Linked DNA regions of Homo sapiens: all the other regions are linked to region 3. The links are chromatin contacts, found by Hi-C or POLR2A ChIA-PET in ENCODE. All regions are on one chromosome and are shown on one strand. Each heading gives the region's core, a stretch centred on a gene start or an enhancer-like site at or near the end of the contact. The rest is flanking DNA. Distances are from core to core; before and after follow the strand shown. Region 1 overlaps FNBP1 (formin binding protein 1). Region 2 overlaps USP20 (ubiquitin specific peptidase 20). Region 3 overlaps PTPA (protein phosphatase 2 phosphatase activator). Region 4 overlaps PRRX2 (paired related homeobox 2).

Region 1 (7,506 bases), core at 1,714-4,213, 820 kb before region 3:
TTTAGGGGTGATAAAAATATTCTAAAATTGGTCGTGGTGATGGTTGTACAGTTTTGTGAATTGCTTAGTTTAAATGGTAAATCAGATCATATCTGAATCATATCTCAAAGCAGTTAAAAAAGATGAAGCGATCGCTGTCTTAAAACATTCCTGTCGTTTTTCCAAGTGGCATATATGTCTTCAAATTTTATTTTATTTTTTTATTTTTTGAGACCGAGTCTTGCTCTGTTGCCCAGAGCTGGAGTGCATTAGCACGATCTCAGCTCACTGCAACCTCTGCCTCCCAGGTTCAAGCAATTCTCCTGCCTCAGCCTCCCAAGTAGCTGGGATTACAGGCACGCACCACCACGCCTGGCTGATTTTTGTCTTTTTAGTAGAGATGGGGTTTCACCATATTGGCCAGGCTGGTCTTGAACTCCTGACCTCATGATCCACCCACTTCAGCCTCCCAAAGTGCTGGGATTACAGGTGTGAGCCACCGTCCAGCCTATTTTATTTTTTTGAGATGGGGTCTCATTCTGTCACTCAGGCTGGAGTGCAGTGGCACGATCACGGCTCACTGCGGCCTCAACCTCCCAGGCTTAGGTGAGCTTCCAACCTCAGCCTCCCAAGTAACTGACTACAGGTGTGCTCACCACCATGCCTGGCCTGTCTTCAAATTTTATACAGTTGTACCTAAAGCTGTAAAGGGAACTCTGTGACTGCTTTTTTTCCCCCCAAGTGAAACTTGTTTCATCTGTGATGACTATTCTTGTTTTCGTTTCCACATTAAGCTTTTTATTCCCTTTTCCTTTTTTTTTTTTTTTTTTTTTTGAGGCAGAGTTTCACTGTGTCATCCAGGCTGGAGTGCAGTGGTGCAATCACAGCTCAATGTGGCAGTGTCAACCTCCCTGGACTTAGGTGATCCTCCCACCTCAGCCTCCAGAGTAGCTGGGACTATCAGTGTGTGCCACCACATCCAGCTAATTTTTCTATTTTTTTGTAGAGTGGGGGGTCTCACTGTGTTGCCCAGGCTGTCTTGAACTCCTTGGCTCAAGCGATTCTTCTTCCTCAGCCTCCCAGGGTTCTGGGATTACAGATGTGAGCCACCGCACCCGGCTACCCCTTTCAACTCTTAAATTTCTTTGGAGCATACATACTAGAGGTTCAATATTTAGATGTTGTTTAAGTGGATGAAAATGTTTCCTCCTGGGTTCATAAGAGAAGCAGAGGGTACTAATCACCAGTGTGTTTTCCCCTTTGCAGAACTTTCACGATGGCCGTAAAGCACAGCAGCACATCGAGACTTGCTGGAAGCAGCTTGAATCTGTAAGTGAACAATGCACAGCAAAAGAAACGGCTTTATAGATTTTTTTTTCTTTTTTTTTGAGACGGAGGCTCCCTCTGTTGCCCAGGTTGGAGTGCAATGGTGCGATCTCGGCTCACTGTAACCTCTGCTTCCCAGGTTCAAGTGATTCTCCTGCCTCAGCCTCCCAAGTAGCTAAGATTACAGGCACACGTCACCATGCCCGGCTAATTTTTGTATTTTTGGTAGAGATGGGGTTTTGCCATGTTGGCCAGGGTGGTCTTGAACTCCTGCCCTGAAGTGATTCGCCCACCTCGGCCTCCCAAAGTTCTGGGATTACAGGCGTGAGCCACTGCACCCAGCCTAGGAAATGTCTTTATAGATTTTCCAGTTTCAATTTAATTTAAGCTTGAGTCAATCAGAAAGTAAAAAACATGCACATAAAAACACTAATGAAACATCTTTATAGATTTTTCTCATTTAATTTGTTTCTAGAACCATTATCTAAAGTTGAGCCAAAAGAGCTCAAGTTGAGTATTTTTCTAAAAGTCACGTGGAAATAATAAAGATTAGACAGTTTTGATGGAAATAAATGCAGATTTTAAAATAACTTCTAGAAATTATGACATATAAGAAATCAATTCAGAGAAGAGTATTCTTGGGCCAGACACATTGGCTCACGCCTGTAATCCCAGCAATTTGGGAGGCAGAGGCGGGAGGATTGCTTGAGCTCAGAAGCTCAAGACCAGCATGGGCAACATGACAAAACCTAGTCTCTACAAAAAAATGCAAAAATTAGCTGGGCATGGTGGTGCATGCCTGTAGTCACAGCAGCTAGTGAGGCTGAGGTGGGAGGATCACCTGAGCCGGGAAGGTCAAAGCTGCAGTGAGCCAAGATGGCGCCACTGCACTCCAGCCTGGGTGACAAAGTGAGACCCTGACTGAAGAAAAAAAAAAGAAAAAGAACAATGCTCTTTGGGAGCTTTAGATAAAATTACATCTTCTCGTAGGACTCTTATGGTTTCATAATTATTTTCCTCTGATTTTAGAGTAAAAGGCGATTTGAACGCGATTGCAAAGAGGCGGACAGGGCGCAGCAGTACTTTGAGAAAATGGACGCTGACATCAATGTCACAAAAGCGGATGTTGAAAAGGTGAGGTGAAAGCTCAAGTGTGGGCCGGGCACGGTGGCTCACGCCTGTAATCCCAGCACTTTGGGAGGCTGAGGTGAGCGGATCACCTGAGGCCAGGAGTTCGAGACCAGCCTGGCCAAGATGGTGAAACCCCATCTCTACGAAAAACACAAAAATTAGCTGAGTGCAGTGGCAGGCACCTATAATCCCAACTACTAGGGAGGCTGAGGCAGGAGAATCGCTTGAGCCCAGGAGGCGTTGGCTGCAGTGAGCCAAGATCACGCCACTGCACTCCAGCCTGGGTAACAAGAGCGAAACTATCGCCAAAAAAAAAAAAAGACAAAAGAAAGCTCAAGTGTGTCTTTCATTTCCCCTGTGAGTGTTCATCACCGACCACCCATCCCCAAGTTCTCATTTCTAATGTAGCCACAAAAGGCGCTACATGGGGAATCATTTTCATTTTGTGTCAACCATTGTGGGGACCAGAAGCTCAAGTGTGGGGAATCTTCGGTGTTAGAATTTGAGACGTTTTATCTGTTGAGTCACCAGGGTGATAAAGTGGAGACTTAGACTATGAACAGTCTGGGAACAACGTTCCAGAAGGTTGTGGCTCTTAATGGCTTTTCAAAGAGAAAGTCAATTTCTTGAGAGCCGGAGGAGACAGGACAGGGCCATCTGGAAGAGCTTGGCTGCTTATAATGGTTCCTTTAGAGCAATAGTCTCACTGCTTGCCTGACTTCTAATTGATTCCTCCTGGTTGATAACAGTGAGGTTGTAGTTGAAGCCTTGCATATTTCAGTCCTCTCAAAAGCTTTTCTCTAAATGGACTTGTATTGCCAACTAGAAATATTATAAAGTGTATACTGTTTCTCATTGTGGCTCAATATGCGTTTTTTCCCTAGAAGCTGAATTTTATTTTTATTAAAGTCATCAATACAATGTAAACAAAATTAGGCTTTTACATAACAAGGACTCATTCATGATGCCCATGGTTGTTTGGGCATTCATAGCTTCATGCTGTATGTGGGTGAAAGCACTGAGTTTTTATAGATTTGTTGAGCTTTTGACAGATCAGTTAGAGTTGAGTTTAGTTGGGAAATGGTGTGAACTATTATTTGCCAAATTCTGCCAAATTCCTTGCTTAAAGACTAGGTATACGTTAATATTAGTATGCCTTTCTCTAAAATTATTAAATATATTAAAATACATATTCTTGCCAGGTGCTGTGGCACATACCCCTAGACTCAGCTACTTAGGAGACTGAAGCAAGAGGATTGCTTGAGCCCAGGAGTCCAGACTGGGCAACATAACGAGACCCCATCTCAGGAGCAGGGGAGTGTTCTCAATATCTGTATTTGATCTCAAAATGGAGATACTTACTTTACCAAAAGACATTAATTTGCTGCTAAAGTTAAATATTTAAAATGTTATTCAATTAAAATAAGTTAGATTAGCCCAAAGTTTCAAAAGATATTTTATGTTGAATGAGGCAAATCAGTGTATGTATCATTCATATATGTGTGTGTGTGTGTGTGTGTGTGTGTGCGCGCTAAAAGAAGTATATATGTATATATTTTAGAGATACCGAGATATGGTCTCTTTTTATTTTATTTTTTATGTTTATTTATTTATTTTTATTTTTTATTTTATTTTATTTTTTGAGACAGAGTCTCGCTGTATCGCCTAGGCTGGAGTGCAGTGGTGTGATCTTGGCTAACAACAACCTCTGTCTTCAGGGCTCAAGTGATCCTCCTGCCTCAGCCTCCTGAGTAGCTGGGACTACAGGAGCCCACCACACCCTGCTAATGACCCTGTCTCTAAATAAATAATTTTTTTTTTTTTTTTGGTGTGGTGTATGGGCTCATGCCTATAATCCCAGCACTTTGGGAGGCCAAGGTGAGCAGATTGTTTGAGTCCAGGAGTTCAGATCCAGCCTGGGCAACATGGTGAGACCCTTTCTCCATAAAAAATACAGAAAAATTAGTGGAGCATGGTAGCCCATGTCTGTGGTCCCAGCTACTCCGGAGGCCAAGGTGGGAGGATTGCTCGGTCCTGGGAGGCAGAGTTTGCAGTGAGCCACAATCCTGCTGCTGCACTCCAGCCTGGATGACAGAGCCAGACCCCGTCTCAAAAAAAAAAGCACTCAGCCTCTAAACTGTCATTTCATTTCTGTTTTTTTCTGTAGAGATGGTCATATCAGCAGCAAGTAATGATAGTTGCATTTCTTTTCCAATCTTCATGCCTTTTGTTAATTTTTTCTTATCTTAACTCTGCTGGTTATGCCCTCTGTTTTGCTGAGTCATCATTGTGGACTTCCTCAGCTTGTTCCTGATTGCAAAGAGAGTGCTTCAAAAGGTTCCCCATTAAGAATGATTTTTTTTTTTTTGGGACGAAGTTTCACTCTTGTTGCCCAGGCTGGAGTGCACTAGCGCAATCTCGGTTCATTGCAATCTCCACCTCCTGGGTTCAAGTGATTCTCCTGCTTCAGCCTCCCAAATTGCTGGGATTACAGGCGTCACCACGCCCAGCTAATTTTTTGTATTTTTGGTAGAGATGGGGTTTCACCACGTTGGCCAGGCTGGTCTCAAACTCCTGACCTCAGGTGATCCACCAGCCTCGGCCTCCCAAAGTGCTGGGATTACAGGCATGAGCCACTGCGCCAGCCAAGAATGATTTTAATATACCCTTTATTGGTTAAACAATTTTCCTTTTCCTGTGTTGCCAAGAGCTTTTTTTTAAGCTTGACTTATTATTGAATATCATTAAATATTTGTTCTGCTTCCTTTAATTCATTAACGTGGTCAATTACATTAATCAGTTTTTTTTACATTGAGCCAAATTAGTGTTCCTGGGACAAATTCAACTAGATTATGATGTATTATGTTTTTATGTGTAGCTGAATTTATTAATATTTTATTTAAGATTTTTCATTGAAATGGTCTGTATTCATTGAAATTGATCTATAATTTTCCTTTCTTGTCTGTTCTACTTTGCATTACTTATGAGTTTTGGAGTGTTTGCTCTTTTTTCTGAAATAATATATGTAAAATTAAACTCACTATCCCTTAAATGTTTTATGATACTTCTTTGCGTAAATCAGTTACAAACTACGGATTCCATATTTTATTGTCTACTTCTGGGTTGATCCTAGTGGGTTACCTTTTTATAGTAATATATCCATTTCATCATAAATTTTCAAATTTATTGGCAAAAAGTTGCCCATAATATGTTCTCACCTTAATTTTTGCTGCATATATCTCCCCTATTTACTCCTAATACCTTTTTTAATACTTTTTTCTTTTTTTCTGGATACGTTTTTTAAGAAATTATTTATGCTTATTTTATTATATTATTATTTTTTGTATATAGAGATGGGATCTCACTATGTTGCCCAGGTTGGCCTCAGCCTCAGCCTCCTAAAGTATTAGGATTATGGGCATGAACCACTGTGCCCAGCCTTAAAATCATTGTTACTAGTATCAGATTTTATCTTTGTGGAGCCTCCCTTTTCTATTTTTATTTTCTATTTATTTAACTTCTTCCCCCACCACCCCCATTCCCCTCCTTCTCCTTCTATCATTACCTTTGGATTTATTCCATTACCCTTTTAAAAAGTTCTTTCTTTAGATGCTTACCTCAGTCTTTCTTCTTCTCCATTATAAACATTAAGATTACAGACTTCCCACTTAAGTACTGTTTTCTCTGTATCCCACATATTTTGGTATGTGGTATTATTAATGTTGTCCATTTCCAGATATTTGTCCTTTCTTTTACTGTTTAATCTCTCACCTATGATCAATTTAGAAGCATGGTTTTAAATTTCCAAATGTATGACATATTTCAACTTTTGTTACAGATATTTATTTATTTATTTATTTATTTATTTTTTCTGAGACGTAGTCTCATTCTGTCACCCAGGCTGGAGTGCGGTGGTGCTATCTTGGCTCATTGCAACCTCTGCCTCCCGGGTTCAAGCAGTTCTCCTGCCTCAGCCTCCCTAGTCCTGGGATTACAGGTGTGTACCACCACGCCCGGATAATTTTTTGTGTGTATTTTTAGGAGAGACAGGGTCTTACCATGTTGGCCAGGCTGGTCTCAAACTCCTGACCTGAAGTGATCTGCCCGCCTCAGCCTCCCAAAGTGCTGCGATTACAGGCGTGAGCCACCATACCTGGCAAGATTTCTAACTAAATTGCATTATGGTCCTGGGAAATCTGTATGAGTTTGAGTCTTCTCTATTTGTTGAGATTCGTTTTATACCCTAGTACACAGTCAGTTTTTAGAAATATTCTGTAAGTAATTGAAAATAATATGTATTCTCTAGTATTTTTATTAGGCCAAACTTACTGTTTTATCCAAATATTCCTATCATTAAGGATTTTGTTTTTCAACTTGTTCTAACACTTTCTGAGAAAAATGTGTAACATCCTTATGTCTTAATTTCCTTGTCTATAAAATAGGGACACTGAGGAACAGGATTGATGCGAATATTAACTGAGTTAATATGTAAAAGGTGCACAAAACCATTTATGGGATGTTGCCAGTGATCTACAACTATTACAGTGATAATGGTAGAGGATTATTGATGTTCTGTCTATTTTACTCTTTTATTATGGAGTTATTCTATTAAACAAATGAAGTTTAGAATTGTAATATGTTCAAGTGATTTCATTTTTCATCAATAAAAAGTGGCCCCCTTTCCCAGTCAAGCTTAATCCCCTAAAGTCTATTTTACCTGATGTAAACCAGATATCTTTAAGTTAACATTGCCTGGCAGATCTTTCCCATACTTTGACTTTATACTTTTCTTTGTCCTCATATTTACATGTGTCTTTTGCAAATGGCATGTGGCTGGTTTCTGGTTTTTTGTTTGTTTTTTTCTGTTTTTTGAGTCTCACTCTGTCGCCCAGGCTAGAGTGCAGTGGCATGATCTCCACTCACTTCAACCTCCACCTCCCAGGTTCAAGCGATTCCCCTGCCTCAGCCTCCCAAGTAGCTGAGATTAAGGTGCCTGCCACCACACCCGGCTAATCTTCATGTTTTTAGTAGAGACGAGGTTTCACCATATTGCCAGGCTGGTCTCGAACC
Region 2 (6,954 bases), core at 762-3,261, 750 kb before region 3:
AAAATAAAATATAACTTGTGGCTCCGTGTCACGGGACTGTTTTGTTGCATGAAGATATGACCCTAGTTGTGGAAGCAGCCTGGTGTCATTGGAAGCCCCCTGGGCTGGGGAGCTGGCCCCTGGGAGGAGCTGGAGACCTAGATAGCTCTCAGTTCCACCCCCATCCACGGTGGAGGGGGAGGCTCTCAGACCGTGGTGACGTGGAATTCGGGCTGATGTAGTGCGAGGATTGCGAGAGGCTGCTTATGGCCAGGAGTATTTTTTGCATGCACATTCAACTGGTTGCTGCTCTAGCTCTTTGGGGACCTCATTGCTTGGGGCTGGGGCAGGAGGAGGTGGTGAAATGAGGGCACACCTGAGTTTCATTATTTATCTGGTATCACCAGTGCTCAAGCCGGTACTCCTGGTGGCGTGGCTGGAATCACTAGTTTCTGTGAAGCTGCAGGCAGTGCGGAGCTGTTTCACGTGGACAACTCGAAAGGGCAGCAGCCTTGTGCCTGGCACTGGCTGGACATGTGCAGTGGGAGGCCCCGTTTCCACAGCCAGCTTTGAAAATTTCACCCTGGCCTTTTGGGGGAAGATAGGATTGGTTTGTGCCCACACTTCTCTGTGTCCCAAGGGTTTTTTTTTTTTTTTTTTTAGCACTGTTTTAGGAAAACAGTTGTCCAGGAAATGACATATTCGCAGCTACACCAAGTGCAGACCTGGCAGCTCTGCTGATGCCAAGCATCCTCACTTGCGGAGGGCAGGAGGTGAGGGCACCAATATGGGGCCATTGGTAACCTCTAACCACAAGTGCGTGCAGTTGGCTTCAAGGCACCATTGAGAATTGCTGGTTCCCAGTGTGACACAGTGTGGCACAAGGGAACAAGGTGGATCTACTGTTATCCTACCCGAAACCCTCTCCTCTAGGTTGTCAGCAAAAAAGTCCACTTGGGAAGAATATTTCGGGACTGCGCCCAGCCGTCTGTGGGGCGGAGACGGGCTGTCTCCACCTGTGAACCCCCCCATGCCCCACCCGCCCCTGCCGAGCCTTCTCCAAGAGCCGCACCAGCGCTGAGAAGCCTAGAACAGAGCCTGCTGGTTTGGGGCCCCCATTTCCGCGGGTGTGGACATCACAGAGGTCGGGAGCATTGGGGGCGACTAGTTTGTTTTCTGCTGCACTGGGGAAGCCTCTTGAAGTAGGAAGTTCCTGACTCACCGGCTCCGGGGAGGCCACAAGCCTGTGGGGCCGGCTCCTCCAGCGGGTCAGGAAATACCGGCCCGCCCCACGCCCTCCACCCGCCCTGGGCACGCCCGGGCCTGGGAGGCGGCTCCTCCGTCCGCAGAGGTGGTGGGGACCCCTGGCGGGAGCAGACGGCAGAGCGCAGCAGTGGAGGGAGCAAGAAGGGCCCCCTGCGATGAGGAACGAGATGGCGGTGGACAGAGGCAGGATTCGGTCGTGCCCCCAGCTTTTTTTAAATTGAAGCGAAAGACTCAGAAATCGTGAAATGTATGGGACAGCCTGGAAGCTCCACTTTGAACTGCTGCTGCCAGAGAAGGATGGTGGGAAAGAGCCACCATCCAGACGGGTTCCCTGGCTCTGCGCACTCGCCTGGGGGAGGCCTCCTTTTCCCTGGTCCTAAAACGCTTTCCCGATAGGGGAGGCAGGGATCTGTGTTGCCAGCGCCCTCTGAGACCCGGGATGAGCGTGTGAAGGCTGCCAGCAGGCACGTGGCAGCCCCTTGGTGTGTCAGCTGCTTCTCCAGGGTCCCACTGAGTGCCCATTCGGCCTTGACTTGAGCACTCCTGCCTCCCGTTAGACCTCCAGATGGTATAGTGACCTCCGCCGGGGACATCTCCGGACCACAAAAGGTACAGAAGAAGCAGAGGAAGGACCCTATCCTTGTCCTCAGAGCTAAGGGGCCGAAAGCTGTGGGAGGAAACACGGACCCACTGTCCCCGTCGGGGATGGGGAAGGCTCCCTTCCTCCCTGCGGCACCTGCTGGACGGACGTCTCAGCCTAGGACAGGGCCGCATCCCTTCAGTCCGCACAGCCCCTGGCTGCCACGCTGTGCCGAGCCCTGCCCTTGAGAACCTGTTTCCAGTTCCAGCTCTCCACAGGCCCCCTCATCTAGGCTGGTCCCGGGTCAAATCGAAGGAAGGAATGGAGGCTGCACCCTGAGAAACCCTGGGACACCCTTCCAGAACATACATTGCCTAGGCTGTCTACTGCTCCTAGCTTTCCCCAAAGGCGTGTGTTTCTTCTGCGCCCAGCTCACCCTTGCTCCGTCCAGGTAGCAGGTGTCTCTCTGTGTAGGTGAAGTTGCAGAAGGGACGAGCCAGAGGGGGCTGTGATTCCGAAACCTCTGCTCACTTCCCCCAAGGCTCTCTGGGGCTCAAAATTAGGTAGCATTAAGACCCTCAGGATAATTTATGTTTGCACTGAATTTAAAACAGAACAAAGGTAGGAACTACACTTTTTGGGTGGCTGCGCCTTGCAAATGTATTCGGATGCAGGTTTGTGAGCAGCGCCATGGCCGACAGAACCACAGGCAGGCGGCAGGTCTCCTGCAGCCTCCCCCACGGTGCAGGGGCGCCTTTCCGGCTCCTCTAAGAAGCGCTGCTGAAGCCACGCCCTGGCTTAGCGCGGAGGAGGAGCCACCGTGGGGCACCGTGGGGAGCGAGGCCTGAGCCCCGCCTCCCCAGTCACCGAGCACTTCCTGTCCCTGCTCAGTAATCAAGCACAGACTTCAGATCTTGGCATCTCAGTCTGAACTCCTTAAAAGCCAGGTATTTTAAAAGAAACGTTTTAAGGCAAATTGGTACCTATTTCCAGCCCACCTTTCTGTAGTGCAAGAACTGTCTCCAAACCTCCTAAATAAATCTTCCAGACAAAACTTTCATTCTCATTTTCCATGTTCAATGTCAATCACGTGGATTGACACATATCTAACCTTCAAATGTAAACAAAGCCAAAAATATTGCTTAGAGATTCCCACATAAAGACAAAGGTTGCTTTTTCCTCTTCCGGGAACGCTGTCTACAGGCACTCAGCATGGCCCAGTTTCCCAAACCGTCATAGGCTTTCCTAGAATACAGCCTCTAACAGCACTAGGCCGGCCCGAACCCCTGGGAAGAGAATCGTTTACCTTTATACCAAGATTGGGAAACTGCCAAAGTCTGCACATGGCATGGGCCTGGGCTGACTCCGAGGGGTTTGTGCTGTGAGACCTAAAGCTCCTATGAGACTGCCCCAAAGCAAAAACATGTCAGCAAGCGGCCAGGCGTGGTGGCTCACGCCTGTAATCCCAGCACTTTGGGAGGCTGAGGCAGAAGGATCACTTGAGCCTAGGAGTTCGAGGCCAGCCTGGGCAACACAGTGAGACCCTGTCTACAAACAAAAAACCCATCAGCAGTGCATCTGGTGCTTCTGTGTGAACGTGTTCCCGACAGGATCAAGTGTGCCTTCCTCATCAAGGAGCAGAAAGTTGCTGGGAAGGTGTTAAGGGCAGGAGCACAGTCAGAAAGCTCAATTTTAAAATGATGTTTTGGCCGGGTGTGGTGGCTCATGCCTGTAATCCCAGCACTTTGGGAGGCTGAGGCAGGCAGATCACAAGGTCATGAGATCGAGACCATCCTAGCTAACACCGTGAAACCCCGTCTCTACTAAAAATAAATAAAATAAAAAATAAAATTAGCCAGGCGTCGTGGCACATGCCTGTAGACCCAGCTACTCCAGAGGCTGAGGCAGGAGAATTGCTTGAACCCCAGGAGGCAGAGGTTGCAGTGAGTTGAGATTATACCACTGCACTCCAGCCTGGGCAACAGAGTGAGACTCTGTCTCAAAAAATAATAATAAAATGAAGCTTTTTTCAGGAAAAAAAAAAAAAAAAAAGGCGGGATGAGGGAACCACATGCAAAGAGCCACCTCTGGGGTCAGGCAAGGTGGCCGACTCCGGAGGGGCCCCAGGCTTTCCATGGAACTGGCAATGTGTCATCTTGGTTCCTTGTCACCGTGTTATCCTTGCATACGCTGAAATGTTTCTGTACGCTCGTATCTGATAGCGGCAGGGAAGCAGAAGCCTAGGGGAGCCAGGGTGACATCATTTTGAGTTCGGCTCCACCTAAAACTAGCAAGGGAGGCTGGGCCCGGTGGCTCACACCTGTAATCCCAGCACTTTGAGAGGCCGAGGTAGGCAGATCGCTTGAGGTCAGGAGTTCGAGACCAGCCTGGCTAACATGGTGAAACCTTGTCTCTCCTAAAAATACAAAACTTATCCAGATGTGGTGACACATGCTTGTAATCCCAGCTACTTGGGAGGCTGAGGCAGGAGAATCGCTTGAACCTGGGAGGCAGAGGTTGCTGTGAGCCGAGATCGTGCCACTGCACCCCAGCCTGAGCAACATAGCGAGACTCCATCTCAAAAAACAAAAAATTAGGCACAGTCCAGGCCAGTCACAACCTAAGATGTTTACGTCTGAGGAAGCAGCTACGTAACGCCTGCGAGGACAAACTCCTACGATGGAGAAGGTTCAGATGCCACACAACAGTGTATGCTTGAAGATGACCACAGTGAGGCTTCGATGTGCTTATGCACTAAGATGCCAAGGATGGCTTTCTTTAAATCAACAGAGCAATCCACTGTGTCAGGCTGTCAGCCCACCTGACAGACACAGCGTAGCTTTTCTATAGCTAAGACCCCTACATAAGAGGAGTTGAAAACAGCGACGGGCATCCCTCCACTTGCTTTCTGAGGACGCTCTACTCTGTACCTGAGCAGCTTTCAGTAAACTCTTCTCAGTGAACTCTGCGACTCACCTTGAGTTTCTTCCTGCATGAGATCCAAGAACCTTCTCTAGGGGTCTGGATCGGAACCCCTTTTTCCTGCAACAATGGGATTTCACAAATAAATGTTGATAAGTTATATATAAAAATCTCAAGTTCTTCTCTCCCCCAAAATGAGACCCAACAAAAAACTCAGACTACTGAACACCAGTATTGCTGAACGCCCAGGGCCAGTGTGCAAAGGGGAGGTAACCCCCTGCTCACGGCCACTCTGGAGCCGCCTGTCTGGGTGGCTGGAGGGAGACTAGCCTGTGGGATGTGCTGGCCTCAATCACTGGCCACATCTGGCCCTACTTCTCTGAGGCTGGGGCTGATTCCAGGAAAGGAGATGCCAATAGGCCTTTATAGCAGCTGGGTCCCCTCTTCTGCTCACCTCCACAGCCTCCAGGTGGTCTCTGGTTTCAGAAAGCCACATGGAAAGCCCCCTCCTGGGCCTGGTGATGTGCAATGTGAGCCCCAGGGCTTGGCGGGCTGTCCGCGTGGCGGAGAGCCTCACCTTCCCTCCAGTAACAGAACTGCAGTGAAGGAGAGACGACTGTGTGGCCGTGGGAACATTTATTCTGTGTTTATTCTGACATTTTGAACACAAACTAGACAGCACAGACATGGGGCCCGATCCCAGCCTGCACAGAAGCCTCTCTGCGTCGCGACAGTGCAGCGTGCGGCCTCTGGCTGCAGCGCCGGCTTTCAGAAGGCTGGGGCCAATGCCAGGGGAACCCCAGGCTCAGCAGGGAGGGAGCAGGATCTGGGACAGAAGATCCGAAAAGTGAGGCCTCAGGGCCTCTGCGGGACCCACCTGCTGGAATTTCCACCACCACCTGCTTCTACAAAGACTGATAGAAACAAAGACGCAGTAGTGTGGGGGGTCTGGTCCCAGAGCCCCTTCCCCACCCACGCCCCGTCTGCTTTGATCCTGATGATGGTCGCACCTCGCCCTGGCGGTTTCTCCAGGGGCTTTGGTGCCTTGCTGTGCTCAGTGGCTCCCTCCACTCAGCATCCAGAGGCTGCTTCCCAGGATCCACCTGAGCGCTGCACCCTGCACAGCCCCCACATCCCTCCAGGTGGGCTCTGCACTGCTGCTGCTGGGAGGAAGGGAAAGTCTGTCTTCTTTAGCATCAGCTCGGGAAGCTGCCTTTGCCTCAAATGGCCAAGCTGTGAGGTATCCCTGTTTCATCATCCGGTTCCCTGGTGGGGGCTCAGCAAATTTCCCATGAAGATGAACTGCTGAACTTCGAGGCAAATTACAGCCAATCCAGGGGGCAGGCTCAGCAGGACGCGGTGTGGGGGACCAGCTGCCTCCAGAAACATCCCCCACTGGCAGAAATCCAACCTCCTCCTGGTGTTCCAATCAGCAATGAGTCCAGAGTCTTCAGTCTGCAGGAGAAGTGCTGAGAGCAGCCCGGGACTTCAGAGCCTTCCTGGTGACGCCCAGGAGATGCAGAGGTGCGGCGGGACCACCAGGGAGGACCTGTGAGCTCCTCACTGGCCAGGGCTTCTGGCTGCGCTCACCGGCCCTGAGCAGCTCCCTCCGAGTCTTCGGGGCTCCGGGCCAATCGCACAGTGGAGACGCCGTGAAGCAGCAGCTACTCCCTGACTCTGGCCCAGGCCGCAGCCTCTGTCTGACAGGGGTAGCATCGGGCTCCAGGGACAAAGCTGGGCCGAGCTAGCAAGAGGACAGTTGTGGGGGACACAACGATGACAGTGACTGGCAGAGGCACTGCCAGGACAAAGACCCAAATTAACGTCACAGAGTCTTGGTCGTTTCAACAAGCCTGAAGTGCATATATTTTCTAGTTGCAGCGTTACTGCAAACCAAACCAACTTTTCTGCCTCTTTACACGGCGGGGTTCTGCAGCAGCCCGGCCTCTCTTCTGGGCACAAACACGCCTTCCGCGGGGTGGGGCACATGGGGCTGTGGGGACACGGGCACTCAGCAGTGGGGCCGGGCCATGTCCAGGGCCCTCCCACATCCTCCAGGAAGGTGCTTTCAGGGACCTGCTCTTTGGATGTTCAAAAGGACATGTGAGGGTCTCTGGAGAGTGAGGAGAGGACCCAGAGTGCCATGGAGGGACCAGCCGGGGCGACTTACAGACTAGCCCAGCAGATCACACGGCCCGCGTCTCGGC
Region 3 (7,019 bases), core at 1,507-4,006:
CAGCAGCCTCAGGAAGATAAGATCTCCACCTGAGCTTCTGGTGTCGTTCCCACCGACTCCCCAGGAGCCTCAGAGCGCCTCTCCAGCACAGGGATTCACTTGGGTTCAGATAAATAGCAGCAGCAGCTAGGCCCCACCCCTCCAGGCCCACCCCCTCTCCCCCAGGCCCCCCCACAGGACACGTGGTCTGCACCTGCCACCAGCAGAGCTAGAAGAGATGAGGAAAGGGTCAATTTGCAAGAGGACCAAGGTGGGTATGACCAAACCCAGGTATCCGACAGCCCTCTGCCTGCCATGCAGGCAGGGAAGAGAGGGCCGATGGGAGGCAGGGGTGCCTGAAGCAGCAGCCAGCCTGGCCTGGCCAGGAGGTGGGGAAGGGGTGGCCGCCACAGCAGCTGAAAGAGGCAGGCACAAGGACGGCTCCATTCCTGGTCCTCCCTCTTGCCAAAGAGTCTGACCCTCCAGGACGGAAGAGAAAGATTCTGCAGCCAGCATGAAGTTCCCATGACGTCAGAAACCACAGAGGGACGCCTGTGTGCCTGAGCATATCCCCCTGACACCGCAAGTCCAGCACATTTGTATTTATTAACCAAGCAGTTCATAATTCCCCTCGACACAGCCCCCCAGCTCATAGGCAGCATTTACAGGGGAACAGGGCTCTGTACCCCAGACCCATGCTGCAGAAGGAAGACTCTGCAAAGAGGCTGAATCTGGCAAAGAAACAGAGACTTGGAAGGTTCTAGAAACATGCGGGTGTCAGGGGAGACTGGGTTATTTTTTGAAGGAGAAAAGATAAGCCAGAAACGCTCTCCAAAAAGGGGCATCAGTTCACCACAAGAGCCCTCAGGAGCCCCCACTCTTGAGCCATGGGCTGCCACCTGGTGACCCACTCCTGGCAGGCCTCTTACTTCTCTAGTAAGGGCAACTGTGACAAAACTTTTAAGATTTAAGTCAAAAAAAACCTGTCATTTTATCCCCCTCATTTCCCTCCCCTGGCCCAGGTTCCCAAAAAGCCCATCCAAACACCCATGTTCAGGAGCAAGGACAACAGGCTCCTCCCTCCCCTCCTCTTCTCTCCCAGGCTCCACCACAGCCAGGCAAGAGCCCGAGGCACCCAACAGAGACAAAGCCCACTCTGGTCCCTGGGGGCCTTGTCTTGGACCACTCGCTTCACTCAGAATCACCCCAGGCTCTCTCCTCCAGGAGGGCAGCCAGGCACCCCGAGCCTACAGGGGCCTCACCTCTGGGGAGCTTTGTTTCAACTGCCCTGCTCAACCACACTCCACCCCCAGCCCCTCCCCCACCTCCCCACCCTACCCCACCCCTTCCCCAGTCTGCAGGCTCCAGCCCTGTGCACACTTCCAGGCCCAGGAAAGCTCAGGGAGCATGGAGCTGTGTAACCAGTTTCACTCTCTGGACAGGGCCCTCTGAGCAAGCAACCAGGAGGCACCCTGTCGGCTTTGTCGGCTTTGTCTGCCAGGGGCCTGCCCGGCAAGGGCTCCGAGGCAAAGGCAGGCAGATGGGCACTGGAAGACAAGAGCCCCTGCCTCCTGGCCAGCCTCGCCTACCAGGGCCAAAGAACAGATCCTCAAAAGGCCTCTGGCAGAGCCAGGGCTAGGCCCATGTCCTGGAGCTCCAGTGGCCCTGGGCCCCTACACACAGAAAGGCCAGAGAGGTAGTTTCTTTGGAGGGGCTGCAGGCTGCCCCCAGGCCTTCAGTACCCCAGGGTCTCCCTAAGTCCTTCAGGGAGGTTACAGTCCTTTGCCTGTAACTCTGGCAAAGGAAAACAGACGAGTGGGAGAAAAAGGAATCGGGGCTGGAAGACAAAGAAAAAATTAGCTCATTCTAGCCACAAAGGGAGAAGAGAAAGAACCAGAATGAGCGAGCGAGCTGCAGCCCGCAGTGACCCCAGGGGAATCGTGTGAGTCAGAGCAGCCATATTGAGCAGGAAATTACTCACAGACGCTGCGTTCCTGCCTCTCCACTCCCCAGAGAATCGGCCTTTTGTAAATGGCTCCTCTGTCAGTAACTGGGGGGATGGGCGGGGGTGGGGAGGCTCTGCACAGCGCCTTCCTGTCAGCTCCTTCCCTTCCAGCTGAAATCTGATCCCTCCCTTCCCAAAACTCCAAATTTAGAAGCCAGATTGAAACTGAAATTCTTTTCCTGCCTGCCCTGGGCTCTTAAAGGCGCCAGGGCTGCATTTACAGAGGCTGTAGAGGCCCTGCAAGGTGGGGTCCCTCACCTAGGATGCCCACGGGTATCAGGGCAGTCTTGGCATGAGACCCTGAAAGGGCTGCCTGATTCCACTCCCAAGTTCTCGGTGTTTTAGTTAATCTCCCAGTTAAAAGAGCACCATGGTGAATCCAGGGTCTCCAGAGGAAACACTGCCTCCTTCCCAAGCAAGGCGTACAGAACTCCATGCAAGCCTCCAGGTCCCCAGTGAGCTAGGCCAGGCCACTCACCAACTAGGGACTGCAAAATGCTGCTCACTGCTCCGAGGTGGAAGAGGGTGGGCGCTCTGGAGAACCAACACAACGTGTGCTGCAACCAGCGGCCACGTGGCAAGATGGGCCCTTGCTGCAGCCACCCCGGCTCCTGGGCACACTCCTCCTAGGGTCTACTGTTGAACACCATGCCCAAGAGCCTAGACCCAAAGTGAAAACCCGGACCTGTGGAGAAGGTGCGGAACAGCCAACAACTCTAGGCACGCCCTCCCCTCCCTGTTCCTTCTGCTGCCTCAAATAAATGTCACCAAACCCTCTCCAAGTTCAGTGTGCCTCTCCTGCCACCTAGTGGCTACTTTGAGATTTCCTCTACTGGAGGAACTGGGTCCCAAACTTTGGAAAAGCTTTTGGGGTGTTTATACCAACAAAATCAACCAACCAACTAAAGACAAAATTTTACCATGGAATCAATTCCCAAAATCCTGGAGGCCAGGCCTGGCATGCCTCCTAGTTAGAATACCGACAGGGACCCAGAGGCCTGGCCAGCCGCCGGGGGAGCCCAAACAGCTCAGCCTTTCAGCCACACCCAAGAACTCAGTGTGGCATCTGCACCCTTCTTCCCACCCTGCTCCTCCAGCTTATCCTGAGGTCCCCCAGGGCTCCGCAGACCCCCACATTCCACTCCACAGAGAGCAGCGCGTGACTGGCTTTCAAGGCAGTGAGCCAGGCTGCCCCCAAGTCCTCCCGACCTTGGGCCTGCCACACTGCTGAGGGCAGCAGATCTCCGGGAATGAAGTGGTGGCCGCCCAGCCGTCAGTCCCGGCTCCATTTGCTGACTTGGAAAAAATGTGTCATTCCCCTCTGGCCTCTGGAGTTTGGCAGAAGCCTGAGCCGAATGTTGACCAGGAAGAGCCTGGAGCCAAGGCTGCTGGTTATAACCCAGCTTTCTCCACCTCGTCGGGGGCTCAGAATACACAGCCCGGACGGAGAGCAGCCCCCGTGGCCAGCATCCACAGGCCTGCTAGGAACCTCACTGAGGCAGCAGACATCCGTGCTGGTGTCGGGAAAGGGACTGAGGAGGGATAGAACTCTCAAACCCTCTCCAGATAGCTGAGCGAGGGCGCCCTTTGGAAACTGGGGCATGGGGATGGCAGAGAGGATGAGAAGTCCTAACACCTCCCTCAAGAGAGGTCCAGAGAGCAGAGGGTCCCCAGCTTTCCTGTGCAGTCGCCTGGCACGTGTGTTTAGATGCAGGTTCCTGGCTCTTGTCCCCTAAGATTCTGATGCAATAAGCTGGGATGGAGGGCCCAGGAATGTGCGTTTTAACAAACACACTAGGAGATCTCGCACAAGTGGTCCAGGGCCCACTGCAAGGAATCCTGCCTTGGTGAGACAATAACTTCCAGTTCCAGAACCCAGCCGTGGGGCTGGCTATCCAGTGACTGCCACCACAGGCCAGGCCTGCGCACTCCCACTCCAGCACTTTGCTCGGGCCCACGTCCTCAGGCACTGACAGAGACGTGTCCCTTCGACAGAAAAGCTGTCTGCACCAGAAGTTCGCTCCATCTCCTCTGGTGGTTTCATTTTACACATCCACAGCACATGGTTCTACAGACCCTTGTGGGGCCCCACCGAAAGATGCTGACCCTCCCCCACAAACCTCCGCCCGCCCCGACCCTTTCAGACCTGCTGCAGCAGTCACCAAGGCCAGTTAGTGACCAAGTCTTAGACCCTCATCTCAAGACTCCTGTGGTGTTCAGGAGAAACTGAAGGAGAACTGGGCGGAGGACCTGACAGTCAGCAGCGGCTCTTTCGGAAGAGGCCCAGTGGTGCTTCCTTTTCAATAACCCGCTCCGGCCGGCCCTGCCATTTTGGGCAGCAGCTCTGGCTCTTCTGATCCACTGTAAGGCCACCAGCCTTGGTTCATCTGAGCCTGGAGGCAGCCATGGGCTTCTCTCTCACCCCTCCTCCTCACCTCGGTAATAAACAGGATACACTCCAGGAACATGTAGTCCTTGTGGTTCTCATTCACGGCCTTCTCATCCACAAAGTGTCTGGGCTCCAGGTATGGGTGGTCTGGGAAAAGGAATGGGCCCCAGCATTCAGAACCAGGCCCCACGACTACCTGGGCAACCCGGCCCAGCAGTCACACCCCCCCAGGGGCCTCAGTCCTGCCCGTGGTGCCCTCAACACCTCACCTTGAAGGAGCAATAAGTAACTCTGGGTTTGTGTATTCTAATGTGCTAAGCTCTAGCTGCATGGCGTTGGACGCATGACTTCAGCCTGCCAAGGTTCAGTTTCCTCACCTGGACACTGGGGACAAGAAGAGCACCTCCTCCTAGGGGCCATGACAACAATTACCACACCTACAGCACTCAGTATGGTGCCTGGTGCAGGTGCCAGTCAGCAGAGCCGGCTTCATGCTGGCAGACCCTTCGCAGTGTCACTGAGAAGATTCGGGGAGGCAATGCACCCGAGGCCACAACTAATGGTCATTTATGAATATCAGTCTGTAGGCAGTTCATTCTTCATCAAAATAGAGATGATCACCTACGCCCATCCTGAAAACTAGCTTCAAGAGTTGGGGAGTCACCAGAGCAGGCCTCTCTGAGCCCCACAGGAAGCAGGCCCACCACCCAGCACTTGGCGGCTGCTCCCTAACGGGCCCCTTTGCACACAGCTCGATAATAACAGTGGATGACACTGGTCACCAAATCAAAAGGGTCCCTCATTTTCAACATAAAACCCCACAGCTGCTGCCAGGAGCTGGGGCGCATTTCACACCAGTCCATTATGCACCAGGCGTGCGCCCTTGCTCCAGCCCATGTCACTTCCCATTATCTTGGTGGCGCTTGGCCTCCGCCTCCTCCAGCCCACCACACGGGCTCTCACAGCAGAAGGTCGACAGTAAACAGCCTCCCTCAATAGCTGGTCTAATGCCCTGCTTTCCAAGCTGTCACTGTCTGCCCTGGGCAGGAAGAAGGGAAGGAGGGAGCGCAGGAGGGGCAGGGGAGGGCCACAGAACGCAGCCTTGGTTGGGGGTGGAGGGATAGGCACCTCCCGCTCTAGTACCTATCAGCTGCGAACTGCCCCAGATGAAGGGCAGAAACTGGAAGTCATCCAGACCCCACACTCCCTGGCTGCCGGCTGGCTCCATCCTGTATGTTTTCTGGAGTTTCCGCATAACCTCAAGGTACCTGCACAGGAGGACAGGGAAAGGGAAGGTAGCAAAAAGTAAAAAGACAGTCTCACCCTTTCGGCCACTGGGAGCACAAGGAGACCCCAAAATAACCACTGAAGAGTGTTAACTGGTCTCAATTTCAATAATGTAGCTTTATTTCCCCCAACAAACACTCAGCCATCTTTTGGCTCAGGAAAGGCATAAAAATCACTGATTAAGGGCCCGGGCACGGTGGCTCACGCCTGTAATCCCAGCACTTTGGGAGGCCGAGGCAGGCGGATCACAAGGTCAGGAGATCGAGACCATCCTGGCCAACACGGTGAAACCCCGTCTCTACTAAAAATCCAAAAAATCAGCCAGGTGTGGTGGTGGGCGCCTGTGGTCCCAGCTACTCTGGAGGCTGAGGCAGGAGAATGGCATGAACCCAGGAGGCAGAGCTTGCAGTGAGCCGAGATCTCTCCACTGCACTCCAGCCTGGGCGACAGAGCAAGACCCTGTCTCAAAAAAAATAAACAAATAAATAAATAAAAAATCACTGATTAGGAAGGTGGGTTTTGGTGCCATCAACTCCTGACAACTTGTAAAACCCTGGGCAGGGCCTCAGCCTCTCCAGCCTCAGTTGGCCTGTCTGAAAGCTAACACAAGTCCCAGCAGGTTATCTCCTAGGTTCTTCTGGTTCCAACCTTCTATATTATCAGAGGCTGCATATCAACCACCTGTGAAGCATCGAGCACTGCTCCTGGGCTCCGTCACAGGCCTGCTGCAGCAGCACTGCTAGACTGGGGCCCGCAATGGGGATTTTAAGAGCTCTGGGTAACTGATCCACATCAGTGCTGCCCAGCGACTGGCTTGGGTGGTGTGGGGCAGCAGGTCAGAGTCTGACTACCTGGGTTCAGCTGGCGTGAACCCAGTGAAGACACCGGATATCTCTGTGCCTCAGTTTCCTCATATGTAAAATGGAAATAACAGTTGCTATTTCATAGGGTTGTTGTTAGAATTAATGAGTTATACATAAAGTGCTTAGAATTCTTCCTCCATATGGTCAACACTGTGTCAATACTGGCAGACATTATGTGACAATTCTTTTTTTTTTTAAGACAGAGTCTCACTCTGTCACCCAGGCTGGAGTACAGTGGCACGATCTCAGCTCACTGCAACCTCCGCCTCCTGGGTTCAAGCAATTCTTCTGCCTCAGCCTCCTGAGTAGCTGGAATTACAGGCGAGTGCCACCACGCCCAGCTAATTCTTGTATTTTTAGTAGAGACGGGGTTTCATCATGTTGGCCAGGCTGGTGTCGAACACCTGACCTCGTGATCCGCCTGCCTGGGCCTCCCAAAGTCCTGGGATTACAGGCGTGAGCCACCGCGCCCGGCCTATGTGACAATTCTTTCACT
Region 4 (7,933 bases), core at 717-3,216, 550 kb before region 3:
TATTCAGGGGTATGTGGCTTGTTTTCGTTTTGAAAAGGGGGCTGTGAGCATTAGGACCCCCCACACTAGATTCCATGATAATACATCTGAGTCTTAGCCAGTTGGTGAGTGGAGGTGGGTTTTGTCTTCCTCCCTTTCTCTCCTTCTGTGACTCCCTACCCCACCTTTCTTTTTTTTTTCGTTTTCTTTCTTTTACTGTGGACTTTAGCTCCTATGGGCTAAGCATGTGTGCTTGCAAATTCCAAGTAATTTGTTGGCTCCAGATTAAACTTCAGCTTTCCGCCTTCTCAGAGGGGGCTTTATAAGGAAATGGGGCCACATCAAAGTGCCATGTTCACCCTTAAAATGGGAGAAGAGTGTTTTTTTCTGAGCTGCTTACATGACAGCAGAGGTTCTGTTTAGAACTTTCCCGTTAATGCTCTCTGAATTCACTTGTGGGGGCTTGTTAACTTGGGCTGTCAGAAATTCTGGATTTTAGAAAAAAAACTCACTTTTAAAAAGTTCCCCGCCTAAAGGTAGTGAGGCCCATAATGGCCTGGTGAATGTGCCTAAGCATCTGAAAGCAGCGGGAAAGTCCTTTTGACTTCCCAGCCAAGTCTCCTGTTAAAGGTTTGGGGTGGCGGGGGCCTGGAGGAAGAGCAGCGTGGGCCAGGAAAGGGAGGTGCCTGCCAGCTGGGGGCTCCCGGCCCGGCTCCCAGCTCTGTGCCAGGCTAAGACTGAGCCCTTCCCCAGCAGGCCTGAAAAGGGGGTAAACACAACAAGGCTGTGGGGTGTATAAAAACCAAACCAAAGAAGCACATTGGTCAAGTAAAGCCCAGAGCAAGAGACCGGGAATTTGGAGGGAAGCTGATTCTTCAAGCATCTGCCATTTCCGCAGCCTCTCTCTTTGAAAAGACAGTTTCCTCTGGGGCTAAAGACAGCTGGTGGCAATTTCAGGTCACAGAACTCTGTCCTCTTGCCTTTCCTTCTCCTCCATGGCCTCTCCTCTGTCCCCCTTAGCCAGAAACCTCTGGAGGGAGTGTTGATTACGGGCCACCTATCCACACTCACGGACTGTGGGGTGGAGAAGGGAATAATCCTCCTAGAACTTCTAGAATGACCCTGGATCTTCATGAGGCCCTGGCCTTGGCCAGGTCCAGCCACTTGCCTGTGGGGTGTTGGGGTTCTCCCTGGACTGCTAGGTGACCCCAAAAGATTAATCAGTGGGTACTGGGACCCTGCCCCCAGACCCCTCTGAGCCAGCCTGCAGCTCGCCCCATTCCTCCTCCATGGTGAGCCCTTTCATCTGGAAGCTGCAGGCAAGTGGGTCTTGGGGGGCTGATGAGAGGGGATGGTGGCTGAATCCCCCAGGCCAGAAGGCTGGCCCAGCCATGAAGCCTTCGTTGGACCACTAGGGTCATGGCACACATCATAGTGTTTATCACTATTCTGAATGGGGCTCCCTCCGCTGCCCCCCATGGACTCCCCTATGTGCCAGGTACTTTAAACACACACACACACAGAGCTTGGAGGAATCCTCACACCTGCAAACCCAGGAAGCAAGTATTAACAAGAGGAAGAAACAGGATCTGTGGGGTCAAGTGACTTCTCTAAGGCCACACAGCCAGTTGGTGGAAGAACTGGGACTCATCCACATCCTGATGCACCAGATTCCAGCACCCAAGCTTCCAACCCCTGAACCGCGCTGCCTCCCTGCCGAGCACGCATGAATCTCCCTTCACCTTCTCCCCAGGAGGCAGCCAGCACAGAATGTCAGAGTCAGAAGGGACTTCTGAAGGGCTGGACACGGTGGCTTATGCCCATAATCCCAGCACTGTGGGAGGCCGAGGCGGGCGGATCACTTGAGGTCAGGAGTTGGAGACTGGCCCAGCCAACATGGCAAAAACCCATCTCTACTAAAAATACACAAGTTAGCCGGGCATGGTGGCACACACCCATAGTCCCGGCTAGTCGGGAGGCTGAGAGAATGGCTTGAATCCAGGGAGGCAGGAGAATGGCTTGAATCCAGGAGGCAGAGGTTGCAGTGAGCCAGGATCAGGCCACCGCACTCCAGCCTGGGCCACAGAGGGAGACTGTCTTAGAAAATTAAAGGGGAGACGTGGGGTGTTTTTGAGCACACTCAGGCCGGGGCTGGCTCATGGTGTCATTTCCCTGCCACTCCTGATCGCCTGCTAGTAGCTGCTTAGAACCCTGTGTTGTGGAGGATTCGGAGGGTCTCTGGTGGATGAGCTTCGTCTGCCATGGGCTCAGGAAGAGCTTCAGAAAAACCCCAAGCAAGGACTCTGCCTTCACTCCCTGCTGGGGGCCCTTTCTACCTCCAAGGACACAGCAAACTATGTCACGTGTGGCATCGTCTTACCATCCCTTGTCCCTTGACACGCTCATTTTGGGAAGTTCCACATAGACCACAGAAAGACATTTGAAGAGAATGATGTTCAATTCTGCCTTTTAAAATAAACAAGCAGCAATGTGGCATTGCCAGGAGGCAAACCCTCGTCCCTCTTCCAAGGCCTTGGTGGTGGCAGGAAAAATTATCCAACCTCTCTGGACATATTTCCAATAGGGACAATATTCTTCCTCCTGCACATAAATACTGTATTAACCAGTAATGATGGCAAGGCGAGTTTTGCCCCAAAAGAACGATCTTTTTTTTTTTTTTTTTTGAGACAGAGTTTCGCTCTTGTCGCCCAGGCTGGATGGAGTGCAATAGCGTGATCTCAGCTCACTGCAACCTCTGCCTCCTGGGTTCAAGTGATTCTCCAGCCTCAGCCTCCCAAGTAGCTGGGATTACAGGCACCCACCACCATGCCCAGCTAATTTTTGTATTTTTAGTAGAGACGGGGTTTCGCCATGTTGGCCAGGCTTGTCTTGAACTCCTGACCTCAGGTGATCCGCCCGCCTTGGCCTCCCAAAGTGCTAAGATTACAGGTGTGAGCCACCGCACCCAGCTGAGAACAATCTATTTTTTTTAAAAGACTATCTACCATGAGAAAACTTCTTTAGCAGATTAAATTATAAACAACCTGATTTTAAAATGGACGGAAGCCCTGAGCAGACACCTCACCAAAAAGACAGACAGATGGCAAGTAAGCATATGAAAGATACACCGTATCTTGTATCACTGGGGAAATGCAAATTAAAACTACAGTGAGATACCACCACACGGCTATTAGAATGCCCAGAATCCAGAACACTGACAACCAAATGCTGGCGAAGATGTGGGGCAACAGGAACTCTCATCCACTGCTGGCGAGAATGCGAAATGGTACAGCCACTTTGGAAGACAGCTTGGCCGTTTCTTACAAAACTAAACATACTTTTACCGTACGATTTGGCCATCACACTCCTTGGTTCCTACCCAAATGAGGTGGAAACTTCTGTCCACAAAAAGGCCTGCCCAGGGATGTTTATAGCAGCTCTGTTCATAATTGCCAAAACTTAGAAGCAACTAACACGTCCTCCAGTAGGTGAATGGATAAACTGTGCTACATCCAGACAAAGGAATATTACTCAGCACTGAAAAAAGGAGCTATCGAACCATGAAAAAATGTGGAAGAAACTTACATGGATATTTACTAAGTGAAAGAAGCCAACCTCAAGAGGCTACATACTGTATGATTCCAACCACATGACGTTCTGAAAAAGGCAAATCTTTGGAGATAGTAAAAGGGTCAGTGGTTGCAGGGCTGCAGGAGGGACGGATGAAGAGGCAGAACCCGGGGGACTGTTAGGGCAGTGAAGCCACTCTGGGTGATACTGCAGTGGTGGATCCGTGTCATTATGCATTTCTCTAACCCCACAGAATGAACAACACCAAGAGGGAACCCCAATGTACACTATGGACTTTGAGTGATGATGGTATGTCACTGTAGGCTCACTGACTGTAACGAATGTAACACTCTGGTGGGGGATGGTGGGGGTGGAGGTGGGGACAGGAGATAGATGGGGAATCTCTGCACTTTCCACTCAACTTTGCTGTGAATCTAAAACTGCTCTAAAAAAATAAAGTCTAGGCCAGGCGTGGTGGCTCATGCCTGTAATCCCAGCACTTTGGGAGGCAGAGGAGAGTAGATCACTTTAGGTCAGGAGTTCGAGACCAGCCTGGTCAACACAGCAAAACCTTATCACTTCTAAAAAAAAATACAAAAACTAGCCAGGCGTGGTGGTGTGTACCTGTATAGTCCCAGCTACTTGGGAGGCTGAGGTGGGAGAATCGCTTGAACCCAGGAGGTGGAGATTGCAGTGAGCCGAGATCACACCATTGCACTCCAGCCTGGGTGACAGAGTGAGACCCTGCCTCAAAAATAAAATAAATAAATAAATAAATAAGTACCGTCTAGGCCAGGCACGATGGCTCATACCTGTAGTCTGGGCAAACACAGTGACACCCTGTCCCTACAAAAAAAATTTTTTTAATTAGCTGAGCATGGTGGTGTGTGCCTGTAGTCCCAGCTGTTAGGGAGGCTGAGGTGGGAGGATGGCTTGAGCCCGGGAGATGGAGGCTGCCATGAGCTGTGATCATGCCACTGCACTTCAGCCTGGATGACAGAGCTAGACCCTGTCTCAAAAAAAAAAAAAAAGTATATTTAAAAAGGGAAAAGAATATTAAAAAATAAATTTCACAACTGGCTCTCTGTGGGGGAGGAGATCCTTAATTTACAGTGTTTGTCAATTTCTGGGGTATAAATACTTCTACCATGGCCAATTTCAAGCCACAACATAACATCAATGAAGACGAAATCGAGAAGAGGTGCCCTAAAGCCCACCAGTGTGTGGTATTCCTACCATCCAGATACCACAGTGCAAATAACCTCAAGCATAAATAACAGCAAAATGTAAAATTATGAGAAAGAGATGAGATCTGAGTATCTATTGCCTGTGTTTTAAATATAATTTCTGTGATTGTAAGTTTATATAATTTTTTTTTTTTGACAGAGTCGCTTTGTCATGCAGGCTGGGTGCAATGGTGCGATCTTGGGTCACCGCAACCCCTGCCTCCCAGGTTCAAGCAATTCTCCTGCCTCAGCCTCCCATGTAGCTGGGATTACAGGTTCCCGCCATGACGCGTGTCTAATTTTTTTTTTTTTTTTTGTATATTTAGCAGAGACAGGGTTTCACCATGTTGTCTAGGCTGGTCCCGAACTCCTGACCTCAAGTGATCCACCCGCCTCAGCCTCCCAAAGTGCTGGGATTACAGGCATAAGCCACTGTGTCCGGGCCTTAATTTTTAATAATATCTGTGTTTGACAACCAGCTTCCAAAATTCTAAAAACTTAACAATAGGCTCTTGTGCAGTAGGACAAGCGGGCACAAGCACACCACTCTAGTTTACAGCCCACCTAAAGGAGAGGGTCTTATTTTTGCCTCTCTCCTCTCATCCTTACCCATATGCAGCTGTGTTTTGTTGGAGATGGCCTCATGGTGTAGAGCCCATTTGAGAGTTAAGAGCTGGCACTGGCTGGGCGCGGTGGCTCATGCCTGTAATCCCAGCACTTTGGGAGGCCAAGGCGGGCAGATCATGAGGTCAGGAGTTCAAGACCAGCCTGGTCAACATAGTGAAACCCCATCTCTACTAAAAATACAAAAAATTAGCCAGAAGTGGTGGCAGGCATCTGTAATCCCAGCTACTCAGGAGGCTGAGGCAGGAGAATCGCTTGAACCCAGGAGGCGGAGACTGCAGTGAGCCGAGATCGCACCACTGCACTCCAGCCTGGGTGACAGAGCGAGACTCCGTCTTAAAAAAAAAAAAAAAAAAAAGAGCTGGCACCGTACTTATGGTGCTAGTCATGTCTGTCCAAGGACTAGCAGCCCCCAGAGCTGCTGCCTTTGGGAGGGCCCTCTCAGGTCTCCAGATCCTGGGTACCTTGATCAGGGTTCAGATCCTACCCATTGGCGTGATACAACCTGTGTGCCAACTCCATCACCTGCGCCGGGCAGCAGGGGCCTTTCTAAAGTGAGTTGTTACCCTCAAAAGTGTGCCCAGAGGGCTGGAAAAGTCATGTTGGAGAAAACTCGGGCCCCAGCTCTTAGGCCAACTCTCAGGGAGAGAATGACGCAGCCCTGAAAACAGAGGATCGCAGCGGAGAGGAGGACAGGCTGGGTAAGGTGGGAGGGATGAAGGCAGCAGGGTGGGACAGGGCCTCGGCCCTAGCTGCACGGGGCATTACTGGGGAGCAGTAGAGGGTGGAGCCTTTAAAAATAAGATGCTATTGGCCAGGCGCGGTGGCTCACGCCTGTGATCCCAGCACTTTGGGAGGCTGAGGCGGGCGGATCACAAGGTCAAGAGATTGAGACCATCCTGGCCAACACGGTGAAACCCCGTCTCTACTAAAAATACAAAAAATAGCCAGGCGTGATGGCGCGCGCCTGTAATACGAGCTACTTGGGAGGCTGAAGCAGGAGAATCGCTTGAACCTGGGAGACAGAGGTTGCAGTGAGCCAAGATTGTGCCACTGCACTCCAGCCTGGGCGAAAGAGTAAGACTCCGTCTCAATAAATAAATAAATAAGCAAAATAAGATGCCAAGCCCCCGCCCCCACCCCGGAGAGTCGGACTCCACAGGTTCGGAGTGAGGCCTGGCCATCAGCATTCATTGAAAGCTCGCCAGCTCATGCTACCGTGCAGCCAGGGTTGAGGACCACTCACTGGCGACACCAAGTGCAAGGTCTTTGCGCATCAGACCAGCCTAGAGTTGAGGCCCAGCCCTATGGCCAGGGACCACTTGTCCCAAATAAGCCTTGGTATCTTCATCTGCAAAAGCGACATCTACTTACAGGGTTGGTATTGGTGATAACTCAAGCAAACACGCACAGTGGGAGATGGGAGAATGGGAAATGATGATGGATGCCACTAACTCGCGTGGAGCAATTCCTTCAAGCGGAGCACTAAGCCAAATGCCTGGTCACACCGAAATCTGGCAGTCCTGAGAGACAAGCATTATCACTTACTCCCCTTTTCCAAACGAGGAAGCCCTGGCTCAGGGAGCATGGTGACCTGCACAAGTGGCAGAGGCAGGATTCCAGCCGAAGCAGGCAGGCTTCTTACTGAAGACCCCTGTGCTCTGGGAGCTCAGAGAAGAGCTTAGGGGTGGAGAAGGCAGGGAAGCTTGAAGGAGGAGAGAAATGGAGAGAAGACAGGAGTGTGTTCAGGAGCACAGGAGTGTCTCTCTGTGCCATGAAGCCAAACCAGCACCCCTAAGCCATGAGCCTACCCGCAGCCAACGACACACAACATTTCTGGCCTCGTGCACACTTCACCTCTTTTCTGTGAGACCCAACCTGAAAAGATTCTATTCTGTATGATTCCAGCAACAGGACAGACACTTTCCTTTCCTTTCCATTCTATGAATGAGAAGCCTGAGGCCGCAGAGGGGAGGATGCTAGGCCTAGAGCCACCCAACCAGAGGGTGGTGCTGTGTGAACTGGTGAAGAGAGTAAACAATGGGCTCCTACTCATCCTACAAGACCCAACTGGAAAAGCCCTCTCCTGATGCCCAGAACCCCTGTGCACGTTTGCTTCAGCCTCCTCACACTGGGTTCCAGGCTTGGTCTCCTGTCCTAGCTCTGCTAGGCTCCCAGGTTTCAGGTGTCTCTTTGGGGCCCATGCCATTGAATGGCAGGAGACAGAGTGACAGAAATGTGGACCCAGTGAGCCCTCCTGGCTGTTCTCCTTCAGAGTCAAGAGACCTTGTCCTGACGTGGATGATGCTTCTTGGGAGAAACGTGAGGTCAGTGTGCTACTGCGTGTTTGCGGGGTAGGGAAAGGAAGGCACCTGGGGCAGAGACTGTGGGAGGGAGTTCATGATCAGAGACCACACTGTAGACACAGGTCCAGGGTAGCTCTTCAAATGACCCCCATTATATCATGGGGCTCTTCCCAGTCCTCAAAGCCATTTCTTGACCGGGCACGGTGACTCACACCTATAATCCCAGCA

Evidence for each region. Hi-C counts contacts between places; a loop is a spot of excess contacts on that map. ChIA-PET counts read pairs that join two places held with the same protein, here RNA polymerase II (POLR2A). Pooled maps may share reads with other maps.
Region 1: a pooled map shows a loop between it and region 3 (2.9-fold over the local background). The contact joins two enhancer-like sites. A Hi-C loop is called at or near these places in 1 of 50 pooled maps. POLR2A ChIA-PET finds 5 or more read pairs at or near these places in 2 of 52 experiments (T-cell and activated CD4-positive, alpha-beta T cell).
Region 2: a pooled map shows a loop between it and region 3 (20-fold over the local background). The contact joins two enhancer-like sites. A Hi-C loop is called at or near these places in 1 of 168 maps with a recorded cell type or tissue (B cell), 3 of 37 single-sample maps with no recorded cell type and 9 of 50 pooled maps.
Region 4: a loop to region 3 is called in a pooled map, with 2.3 times the contacts of the local background. The contact joins two enhancer-like sites. A Hi-C loop is called at or near these places in 2 of 50 pooled maps. POLR2A ChIA-PET finds 5 or more read pairs at or near these places in 4 of 52 experiments (A549, AG04450, K562 and 1 more).

The regions. Positions count from the first base shown.
Region 1 is chr9:129,952,293-129,959,798 of GRCh38, reverse strand. FNBP1 (formin binding protein 1) reads left to right here. Exons shown (of 17, transcript NM_015033.3): 5 at 1,246-1,308; 6 at 2,335-2,439. Among named protein-coding and RNA genes, the nearest start is that of MIR6855, 86 kb to the right of the region's middle. Within about 2 kb of position 2,963, at least 7 of the 41 ENCODE cell types and tissues checked have a DNase peak (open chromatin) inside an H3K27ac peak, as active enhancers do.
Region 2 is chr9:129,880,253-129,887,206 of GRCh38, reverse strand. It overlaps USP20 (ubiquitin specific peptidase 20), which reads right to left. Exons shown (of 26, transcript NM_001110303.4): 25 at 6,918-6,954; 26 at 5,379-6,740. The coding sequence ends at 6,934. It overlaps FNBP1 (formin binding protein 1), which reads left to right. Exons shown (of 17, transcript NM_015033.3): 17 at 1-20. Among named protein-coding and RNA genes, the nearest start is that of MIR6855, 14 kb to the right of the region's middle. RefSeq lists a silencer at 1,182-1,431 and enhancers at 1,622-1,671, 1,722-2,403, 2,202-2,511, 2,503-2,797. Within about 2 kb of position 2,011, at least 36 of the 41 ENCODE cell types and tissues checked have a DNase peak (open chromatin) inside an H3K27ac peak, as active enhancers do; they include B cell, where a contact is called at or near this core.
Region 3 is chr9:129,135,093-129,142,111 of GRCh38, reverse strand. PTPA (protein phosphatase 2 phosphatase activator) reads right to left here. Exons shown (of 10, transcript NM_178000.3): 7 at 5,517-5,641; 8 at 4,420-4,520. Among named protein-coding and RNA genes, the nearest start is that of PTPA, 27 kb to the right of the region's middle. RefSeq lists enhancers at 1,109-1,738, 1,819-1,978, 2,269-2,318, 1,739-2,366, 2,439-2,528 and 2 more and a silencer at 1,169-1,218. Within about 2 kb of position 2,756, at least 41 of the 41 ENCODE cell types and tissues checked have a DNase peak (open chromatin) inside an H3K27ac peak, as active enhancers do; they include B cell, where a contact is called at or near this core.
Region 4 is chr9:129,688,329-129,696,261 of GRCh38, reverse strand. All of the region lies in intron 1 of PRRX2 (paired related homeobox 2), which reads right to left. Among named protein-coding and RNA genes, the nearest start is that of PRRX2-AS1, 26 kb to the left of the region's middle. Within about 2 kb of position 1,966, at least 2 of the 41 ENCODE cell types and tissues checked have a DNase peak (open chromatin) inside an H3K27ac peak, as active enhancers do.